Linked DNA regions of Mus musculus: region 2 is linked to region 1. A link is a loop called in an ENCODE intact Hi-C map of the cell type or tissue named here. Cell type or tissue: gastrocnemius. All regions are shown on one strand. Region 1 has its middle 19 kb from the start of Trim72. Region 2 holds the start of 4931431B13Rik (RIKEN cDNA 4931431B13 gene).

What was found. Peaks named below come from ENCODE experiments on the same cell type or tissue, not always from the same donor. Only the 100,000 strongest peaks of a DNase experiment are listed, where the experiment ranks them.
Region 2: a loop joins it to region 1, with 4 times the contacts of the local background. A loop is called at or near these places in 16 of 42 quality-filtered maps.

Annotation. Positions count from the first base shown.
Region 1 is chr7:128,020,591-128,025,590 of GRCm38, forward strand. No RefSeq gene overlaps it. Among named protein-coding and RNA genes, the nearest start is that of Trim72, 19 kb to the left of the region's middle. In gastrocnemius, a CTCF peak has its summit at 2,559 (motif pointing right); no DNase peak of the experiment used is centred here.
Region 2 is chr7:128,199,527-128,204,526 of GRCm38, forward strand. It overlaps Itgad (integrin, alpha D), which reads left to right. Exons shown (of 31, transcript NM_001029872.3): 25 at 3,429-3,507; 26 at 3,632-3,739; 27 at 3,820-3,897; 28 at 4,071-4,184; 29 at 4,324-4,425. It overlaps 4931431B13Rik (RIKEN cDNA 4931431B13 gene), which reads right to left and starts at 3,802. Exons shown (of 3, transcript NR_045183.1): 1 at 3,613-3,802. In gastrocnemius, no CTCF peak of the experiment used is centred here; no DNase peak of the experiment used is centred here; H3K4me3 peaks cover 129 bases.

The sequences.
Region 1 (5,000 bases):
GTATAGCCCTGGCTGTCCTGGAACTCACTTTGTAGACCAGGCTGTCCTCGAACTCAGAAATCCGCCTGCCTCTGCCTCCCAAGTGCTGGGATTAAAGGCATGTGCCACCACACCCAGATGTATTTAGCTTTTAAATTCTTTACCAGTTTCACATCATACACCCCAATCCACTCAACTCCCCATCCCTTTGTGCCTGCCCTCTGCTCTTGCAACCCCATCCCCCCAAAGAAAAACAAACCTCATTGTGGAAGCTGTAGTGTGTGACGGCATGTCTCATAGTAAACTCTTGTCCATACATCTTCACCTGCAAATGCTCACGGCAATGAGTCATTGGTCTGCTTCAAGGCCCCTGGCTCCTGCTATGCTACCAATACTGTTCATCACTGGGACTCCTCTCAGATAACCTATTGTGCCCTGGTTGGGGTGGAGGAGTTGCTGGTGAGCCAGCTCCAAGGGTGTGGGAAGGGGAGAACTGGCCCAGCCCCTCACCTGCTGAAGCACTCAGGAGAGGCTCCCCCCCCCCCCCCCCCCCGCACCTCACTTGGGCAGCAAAATAGAGCTGGCTCTGCTGGTGTGGTTAAGGGTGAGCTGGTCTCAGAGCATGAGAGTGGGAGAGGTGGCCCTGTTCCTTGCTGAATGTGGCATTAGGTGAGCTAGCTGGGGCAGTGCTGGAGAGCTTGCCCTGGTGGTGTGGGTGCAGGAGAGCTGGTAGGCTGACCAGTTCAGCTACCACCCAGAAGTCTCTGAGTTGGAACTGATCTGTTTTTGTTTTTGTTTTTTTTGGTTTGGTTTTTTGAGGCAGGGTTTTTCTGTGTTCCCCTGGCTGTCCTGGAACTCACTTTGTAGACCAGGCTGGCCTCGAACTCAGAAATCCGCCTGCCTCTGCCTCCCAAGTGCTGGGATTAAAGGCATGCGCCACCATGCCCGTTTCTGATCTGAATACCCCATCTCAAAGGAGGGAGGAAGCCAACAGCCCTATACAGTTATAATGTCTATGAACTACAACAATGACCAGCATGCAAGATAACACTAAGGTGCAGTCTAGTAGTAGCATACATACCTTGGAGTCCAGACAGATACATCTATAAAACAACTCCCATACTTAAGGTTCAGGGAATTTTTAGGAAGAGGAGGCAGAAAAATTGTAAGAACCAGAAGATCAGGGAGTTTGCTGTGAGATTAGGTCTCCTAGAAATGTCAGAAGCTGCACCCATATTCTCACTAACCTGGCTGGCTAAATTATGAGCTGAACAAGGACAGCAATAGATGTGCAGAAGTGGACGGGAGAAAGCACGCAAGGCCTCAACTGCACACAAAGCATCTTAGTTAGGGTTCCCATTGCTGTGAAGAGGCACCATGACCAAGGCAACTCCTGTAAAGGACAATATTTAATTGGTCTGACTTACAGGTTCTGAGTTTCAGTCCATTGTCATCGTGGCAGGATGCATGGCAGCATCCATGGGACTGGAGGAGCTGAGAGTTCTGTATCTTGATTCAATTGCAGCCAGGAGAGACTGTCACCCAGGCGGCTAGGAGGAGGGTCTCAAAGTCCACCCTCACAGTGACACACTTTCTCCAACAAGGCTTGTTATAGGTTGTCAAGAGACCCTTACTCACAAAGACCACAGAGACTGCCATCGTTGCAAAACACATGAGGATTTTACTTATCCAACATGTTGGGGAACCCTCTCTCAGCACGCAGACTGGAGGAGAGACCCAGAACAAAGAGGGAACACACTTTTTATACCTTTGTAAGGGGAAGATTTAGGCACCAGGGTAGTTTGGCTTATTTTAATTGGTGTAGCAAATAACCTTAGGCATTGGTTGGTTTGTATAGGGTGACTCTCATTTTGTCTGTCCTTGTGGTTTTTAGTGTGAGGCAGGGCAGGGGAATTGTTAATCTTGTTCTGGCAGCTGTAAGCTTAGTCATTTTGACCATTAAAACTATGTTTCTATATTTGTTTAGTCAGCCGACTTTTTATCTGGGTCTGTACTTGGCCTGCTAGTATAGTTTGGAAAGTCCTTTTGAAGGGGGAAGGTACTGGGCAGTCTTGAATTTATTTTGAATATTACAGGCTGTACTTACTCCAACAAGGCCACACCTCCTAATAGTGCCACTCCTTGGGCCAAGCATATTCAAACCACCACATAAGGCATGCTGAAAGTGGGAGAAATAGTCTTCTCCAGGGAGGAGCAATCCAATACGTCATCCAATACCAAATGGTCAGCCTTGAAAATATGTACATACAAGTAACATTATACAGACTGAACAGGACACACACACACACACACACACACACACACACACACGCATATACAGAAGAATTTGGAGGAAGGAAAGGGAAAGGAGGAATTATGTAACTATAATCTTAAAAATAAAAGAAAAACTGTTCTTAATGAAAATAACTCTTTTTAGAGGAGTCATCGAGGCGGCTCAGTGGGTAAAGGCTCTTTGCCATACAAGCTTGGTGACTTGAGTTTAATCCCCAGAGCCCACTTGCAGTTTGACTAAGCAATAGACTTCATGTGTTCATGAAAATACACCTACTCCCCAGTAGATGGCGCTGTTTTGGGCGGTTCTGGAACCTATGTGGCGCCATGTTGAAGAAAGTATGTCAAAGGAGGGGCAAGGTTTGAAATTTTAAAGCCCTCCTTCGCTTCCTGTCCTGACACCTGTGCAGATGAAAATGTGGTCGCACATGCTCCTGTCACCATGCTTGCCCTGCTGTTTCCATGACTTCTGGGCCTTCATGATTCCTATCCCGCTTAAGTGTTTTCTCCTGTAAGGTTTTTGACCATGATATTTTACTACAGCAACAGAAAAGTAACTCCCATGCTGTGAGAAGGTGGAGGGACAGAACTATCTCCGCAAAGTTGTTCATAGTATTACAAGTTTTTGGCTTATTAGTAGCATTTTTCAGTGTCAGCCACAAAAACCATAGAGCAGGAAGGGCTGCCCAGTGATCAGTTCTGAATCAAGATATTTTAGACATAACAGTTCATATTGACCTTTGATTCGATGGGTCCTCCGTAAAGCTTTGTGGACTTTCTTAAGATTAGCAAACCTCATACAGAACAGGGAATGTGGTCAGCATGTCCTTGATCCGAGTCACTTCTCTGTGTCAGTGACATCTGGCAGGCATGTTACAGCAACAATGTGAAATATCTGGCAGGCATGGAACAAAATGGCTACAGCTATTTTGGGGGGAGTCAGACACACACACCCCTTGTTGGAATGACTTACAGGCTGCAGTCCAGCTAGTCTTGGCTGTGAATGGAAAGTCCAATAATCCAGTAGTGCTCCGTCCACATTCTGAGTCTCACTTGGTCTTCAGTATATGCTGGAATCCCAAAGAAGTAGGCTTCTGTGTTAGTGAAGGAATGGACTTGCTTTCTAGGTGGTGGAAAATAAGCAAAAGGCAAAAGCTTCCTTCTTCTAGGTCCTTACGTAGGCTTCCAGAAGAAGGTGTGGTATGGATTAAAGGTGCATCTTCCTACCTCAAGATTTAGATCATAGGTGCGTGCCTTTCTACCTCGATGGTTTGGACTAGAAATGGATTTACGCAAGCAAAAACAATCCCTCACAGGTGTACCTTCCATTTCTGGATTATAGTTCATTCTAGATGTAGTCAAGTTGACAGACAAGAATAGCCATCACACCCTCACGTCCAGATGTCAGAGATTTACAGCTGTCTTCCCGGGCCTCCAGCTCTTGTGATCTTTTTTGCTCCCTCACTTGAGTGCTTTCTAAGCCTTTGAGAGTGTTATAGATGATGTCCACTTAGGGATGTGGACTCAAGAGTCACTCGTCCCCAGCACTGAGATCTCGTATGAGTCTCAGCATTAACGATCTCCCTCTGCAAAAAAGGAGCTTCTCTTATCAATAATATATGGGTGCAAACATAAACATTTAGCAAGAAGTTCAACAAGTGTTCATTAAGCAGAGCGTGTTGTAGGTCCTCGGTTTGGGTGTGACTTCCTCATCCGTAATCTTCTGAGCAGTTTCACGGTACCAGGCATGTAGTCGCGTGGCTTCAGATCTAATCACAGTGGTGACCACTGATGGCTTTTCTCTCCCAGCAGTCTGCCTGTGGGACTGTTAAAGCCACCTCAGAAGAAGCTCCAGCTCAGGTCTAGGCTGAATCCTCTGTGTCCTGGATACAAAGTGTGTGGCATCTTTAGCAACAGCATCCTCTGGGAGTGCCCTGGCCTACTGCGATGGAGATATCCAACAGTTGGTATTGGGATTTTCATGTAAAAACATATGGTTTCTGGGAGCAGCATGGCCCACACTGTTCTTTGCATTATGGATTCCTGCTCCTTGGGCGGGACTCCTGAGTCCTGAGTGCGGGCTACCTCTATCAATGTCACTCAACTCACTTGGAAGATTCATTGTTTCTGAAAGTTCCTTCTCCCCTCCCCACTGTAGAGATTGGCTTGTTTTCTTTTGTGTGGACCAGGATTTGCCTGCATGTACGTATGGTACCATGTGACAGAGGGCAGAAGAAGGCACTGTGCTCCCCTGGGTCTGGAGTTATGGATGCTTGTGAGTCACCCACCATATCGGTGTGGGAAAAGAATCCGGCCCTCTGCAAGAGTAGCCAGCACTCTTAATCATTGAGTCATCTCTCTAGCCCACTCCACCCCCTCCTTTTTCTTTTGAGACAGGGCTGGCCTCAAACTTTATATAGCCTAGTCTGGCCTCAAACTTGCTATGTAGTTGAAGGTGGCTGAGAACTCTGGATTCTTTTGGCCTCTACCTGCTAAGTGGTAGGACAATAGGCATGTGTTAGCATGCCTCGTTTTATTAATTATTATTTTACTATTATCATTTTTTTAAAGACAGTGTCTCACTGTGGAGACCAGGCTGACCTTGGGCTCATAGATATTCAACTAAACTACCTCTTCCTCTCAAGAAACTAAAGGCATGCACTATCATGCCTGGACTTGAATGCAGGATTTTGCAAGGCTGGGGTGGAGGTGAGTTTCTTAAGAGGAAA
Region 2 (5,000 bases), 180 kb after region 1:
GTGGCCTGTGCCTGTGCCTGTGCCTGTGCCTGTGCCTGTGCCTGTGCCTGTGCCTGTGCCTGTGCCTGTGCCTGTGCCTGTGCCTGCCTGTGCCTGTGCCTGTGCCTGTGCCTGTGCCTGTGCCTGTGCCTGTGCCTGTGCCTGTGCCTGTCTGTGTCTGTGTCTGTGTCTGTGCCTGTGCCTGTGCCTGTGCCTGTGCCTGTGCCTGTGCCTGTGCCTGTGCCTGTGTCTGTGTCTGTGTCTGTGTCTGTGTCTATGTCTGTGTCTCTATGTGTCTGTTTCTGTGTCTGTGTGAGTCTGAGTCTGAGTCTGAGTCTGAGTCTGTGTCTGTGTGTCTGTGTGTCTGTGTGTCTGTGTCTGTGTCTGTGAGTCTGTGTGTCTGTGTGTCTGTGTGTCTGTGTGTCTGTGTGTCTGTGTGTCTGTGTGTCTGTGTGTCTGTGTGTCTGTGTCTGTGTCTGTGAGTCTGTGTGTCTGTGTGTCTGTGTGTCTGTGTGTCTGTGTGTCTGTGTGTCTGTGTGTCTGTGTGTCTGTGTGTCTGTGTGTCTGTGTCTGTGTCTGTGTCTGTGTCTGGTCTGTGTCTAATCATCTGTAACACACCATGAAAAGCTGTATACTGCTCTGGTATACTGGTCTGCTGGTGGCACATGGCTTTGCCACATTGTTTAACTCTTCTTCTTCCAGTGCTGTCTTCCTTTCCCAGGAAGCTTCCCTCAGTGCTAGATGTGGTATCAGACACTGCGTGAAGCTAGGCTATCGAGGGCAAGACTTTTCTGGGCATTGTGTGCTCAGGAGCCTGACCCAACAGGATAGGTCTGCTCTGCACAGGGGCCAAGCAAGGTCAGAGGAGGGTAGAGCTGGTGGGAGAGTCAGGGCAAAGCTGCTGCTATGGGGTTTGAAGGTGCGTAGGTGAATGCAGGGGCAGGGTAAGCTAGAAGCAAGCAAGGGACTTTCCAGAGTGGACGGTTACTCCGCAGAGTGGAGAGCTGTTGGGACACCATTGAGAGATCCATTTGGTGGGGTTTGTGGCTGTAGCCACTGAGTGCATGGGAGGACTGGAGGGGGATCAAATGTGTCATTTTCAGTGACATGACCCATGGATTGTATGTATGAATTTCCTCTTTCTCCCTAGGAAAACACAGCTTACAGTTAAATATACTATTGTTTTTATTTTAGTGAGGATTGGGAAGAGTTACTTGTTCCTCTTCCTCTTCCTCCTCTTCCTCTTCCTCCTCTTCCTCCTCTTCCTCCTCTTCCTCCTTCCTCCTTCCTCCTCCTCCTCCTCCTCCTCTTCCTCTTCCTCTTCTTCCTCTTCCTCTTCTTCCTCCTCCTCCTCCTCCTCCTCCTCCTCCTCCTCCTCCTCTTCTTCTTCTTCTTCTTCTTCTTCTTCTTCTTCCTCGTAGTAATTTCACTTAATCCTCTGGATAACCACATTGTTATCTCTATTTTTACCAATAAAAAAATTCAAGAGGTTTAATAACCTGCCCCTGTATTCACCAGGTAAGCCACACTGAATGTCTTGTACAAGGCCACCCTGTGTGACAGGGCTGCTTATGTGGTCCAAAGCAAGCAGGAGGGCCCAGGGGCTTCTTCCAGAGAGGGTTTGTGTCCTCTCAAGATGGAGGAAGGCTGAGAGCTCTACTCAGCTTTGAAAAGATGTTTAAGCCTGAGGAGATGGCTCAGAGAGTGAAGCCACTGGCAAGCCTGATGCCCACATGGTAGAGTCAGGGAACATTAAATGTGCACAGTGGCACATGCCTTCCCCCAGATAAACAAATCCATGTAAAATAATTGTTTTTAAAAGGAAAGAGGCTTAGAGCTGGAGATGTTAAAGTAAGAAAAGGGAAGCAGAGACAGAAGAGGTTTGGGAGGCACAGAGGAATCCCAGCTAAGAGAAAACTCCCAACGGTTATAGAGAGCTCATGTGTGGGGGGTGCCGCGACAGCCTTCTGCGGGACTCTAATGAGGTTAAATGACTTATGCTCCAAGTTACTTTGTTGAGTAGGAAGTGGTGGGTCTGAGATGCGAACTTGGGCAATTCTTCAGCAGTGCCTGAGGACTGAACCTGGGGCCTAGAGCTTGCTAAGCAAGTGCCCGGCACAGCCACACCCCCAGTCTCCTCTGTGTTCTTAAATGTCCAGTTGATAGCGTGAAACGGGGCGGGGGGGGGGCTCTGCAGAGGTTTTGGGTGCTGATGAAGCATGTTGGCCCTTCTTAGAGCTCAATTCTTTTTTAAAAAAATCAAAAACAAAAAGCAAGGTCTCACTATGCGGCCCTGGCTGTCCTGGAACTCACTGTGTAGACCAGGCTGGCCCTGAACTCACAGGGATCTGCCTGCCTCTGCCTCCCGAGTGCTGGAACCACTGTGCCTTCCTGCTTAATTCTGCTGAGATCAGAGACATCATCAAGCATTGGGAAGGCGGGGACCACGGCTTAACTTCTGAAATCCCCAGGACTGTCCAAACGCCCCACAAAAAGACTTGTGTGTGTGAAACATTTTACTCATATGAGCAGTGGTATTAGATAATACATTTTCAAAGGTAAATATGTTCTTCGTTATTTAATTTACATTTTTATTTTTGATAATTTCATACATGAGTAATGTATTTACACATCCTACTCCCTCACTCTCTCTCCCCTCCTATTCCTCCTGTGCCCCTCCCACCATCTTTTGTAACATAGCAAATGTCTACTGAAAGCCATGGGTAAGCCAGATGTGTCATAATCTTTGCATCTGGAAGGCAGGTGTAGGAAGATCGCTGTGAATTTAAGGCGTGTCTAGGCTATGACTTGAGCCTATCTCACAAATACAACCAGTAGATAGGAACCTGTCGGCATTTAGGGACCCTCTTGGCTTGAGTTCCTGGGCCAACTCCTTCCATATGTGTTTGCCTGCCCCAACACGACTATATCTGCTTTCATGCCTGCCACCAGAGACAGGGTCACTCCATTTGTCCCAAGTAATCTAGCCTTCCCTTTGTAGAGTCCCATAGGCTTATTTATTCTGGCAGAAGACTTTGTAGGCGTTCCTGAGGCCACCTCCCATCTGATGGACTACCAGCTAGAGGGGGCATACAAGCGCTTTCTCACCACTGGGAAATGGCGATCAATCAGTACAAGGAATGTGCAGATGCTGGGTCTCTGAGTGAAAATCCCTGGAACTCGGTTAAGAACATTTCCTGCCAAAGAAAGCTGGAACAGATCTTTGGGGGCATAAAGAAGTCAGCGCATCAAGGGAAGAGCTGGTAACTCCGGTGCCTGGCAAGGCTCTGTGGGGAGAGGAGTGGAAGCTGGCACCGAGGCTGCAGATGCATTTGAAGACCATCGTTGTTTCCCTGCATCAGCTGCTGGACCCAGTACTGTACAGCGAGCTGGGATTCAAACGGAGATGGCGTCGGAGCGGTTTCTCACTAACATGTCATTCTCTCCAGGCAGGAAGATTCTACCAAGCATTTCAACTTCTCATCTTCCCACGGGGAGAGACAGAAAGAGGCCGAACATCGATATCGTGTGAGAAGCTAGAGAATACGTGTGTTGGTCTCAGCTCAAGATGGAGAAGACTAGAGAACTATGGGTAGGAAATAAATGGGGGTGTTCTAGGGATCATACCAATACCTGGTCTCCACTCCTGCAGGTGAATAACCTGAGTCCATTGACGCTGGCCATCAGCGTTAACTTCTGGGTCCCCATCCTTCTGAATGGTGTGGCCGTGTGGGATGTGACTCTGAGGAGCCCAGCACAGGTACACAGCCCGTAGCAGTTCTCTCTCCAGAATCCCTCTCTATAAGGATGCCATGCTCTGATCACCTCCCCCACTCCTAGGGTGTCTCCTGTGTGTCACAGAGGGAACCTCCTCAACATTCCGACCTTCTGACCCAGATCCAAGGACGCTCTGTGCTGGTGAGAAAAGCCCGTGTGCTGGGGACACGCACGGAATGCACTGATGACTCTGACTGTGTAGTCAGCCTGCGATTGTATATTCTCTACTCAATGCCAGCCTTTGTTTCATCTTTTTGTCTCTTTCTAAGTAAAGGCCCTCCTCCTCCTCAGCTTTATCCCCCTCCTGCCCCCAGGACTGCGCCATCGCCGACTGCCTGCACCTCCGCTGTGACATCCCCTCCTTGGGCACCCTGGATGAGCTTGACTTCATTCTGAAGGGCAACCTCAGCTTCGGCTGGATCAGTCAGGTGCGTGGCCAATAGCAGAAGTCCTCCCCTGGACCATGTGTGCCCGATGGGTCTGGGGCATCCTTGGGTCAGGGCAGTCCTTGAACCCTGAGCTTCCCCAGATCTAATTCCCAGCTCTGCCCCACCCCATCTTTTGCAGACATTGCAGAAAAAGGTGTTGCTCCTGAGTGAGGCTGAAATCACATTCAACACATCTGTGTATTCCCAGCTGCCGGGACAGGAGGCATTTCTGAGAGCCCAGGTAGTGATTGTGGCAGGCAGCTGCCAGGCTGGTGAGAGGGCTCTGAATGTTCTTCAGTCTGTAGTGCTGGCTGCGGATCTGCCAGCCTGGACGGAGGGTAGAGGTTCCTAGACCCTCAGAATGCATGAATGCTTCTGTGGCTCAATGCTTGGAAGCATTCATGGGCATTGGCAAGGGAGGGGGAATAGTAAAGGGGTGTGTTTGTGTGTGTGTGTGTGTGTGTGTGTGTGTGTGTGTGTGAGCACATGTGTGTGCATGTGTGTGGGTGTATATGAGTGTGTGTGTGGACATATGAGTGTGTGCGTGCCTGTGTGTGTATATATGAGTGCGCATATGTACATGTGTATATGACTGTGTGTGTGCATGTGTGCGCACATGCATGCACATGTGTGTGTTTGTGTGTATTGTGTGCCTGTGTGCATGAGTGTTTGTGTGCACATGTGTGTATATGAGTGCGCATATGTGCATATGTATATGACTGTGTGTGTGCGTGTGTGTGTGTTTGTGTGTACTGTGTGCCTGTGTGTATGAGTGTTTGTGTGCATGTGTGAGAAGAATGAGCATTCACTGATTTT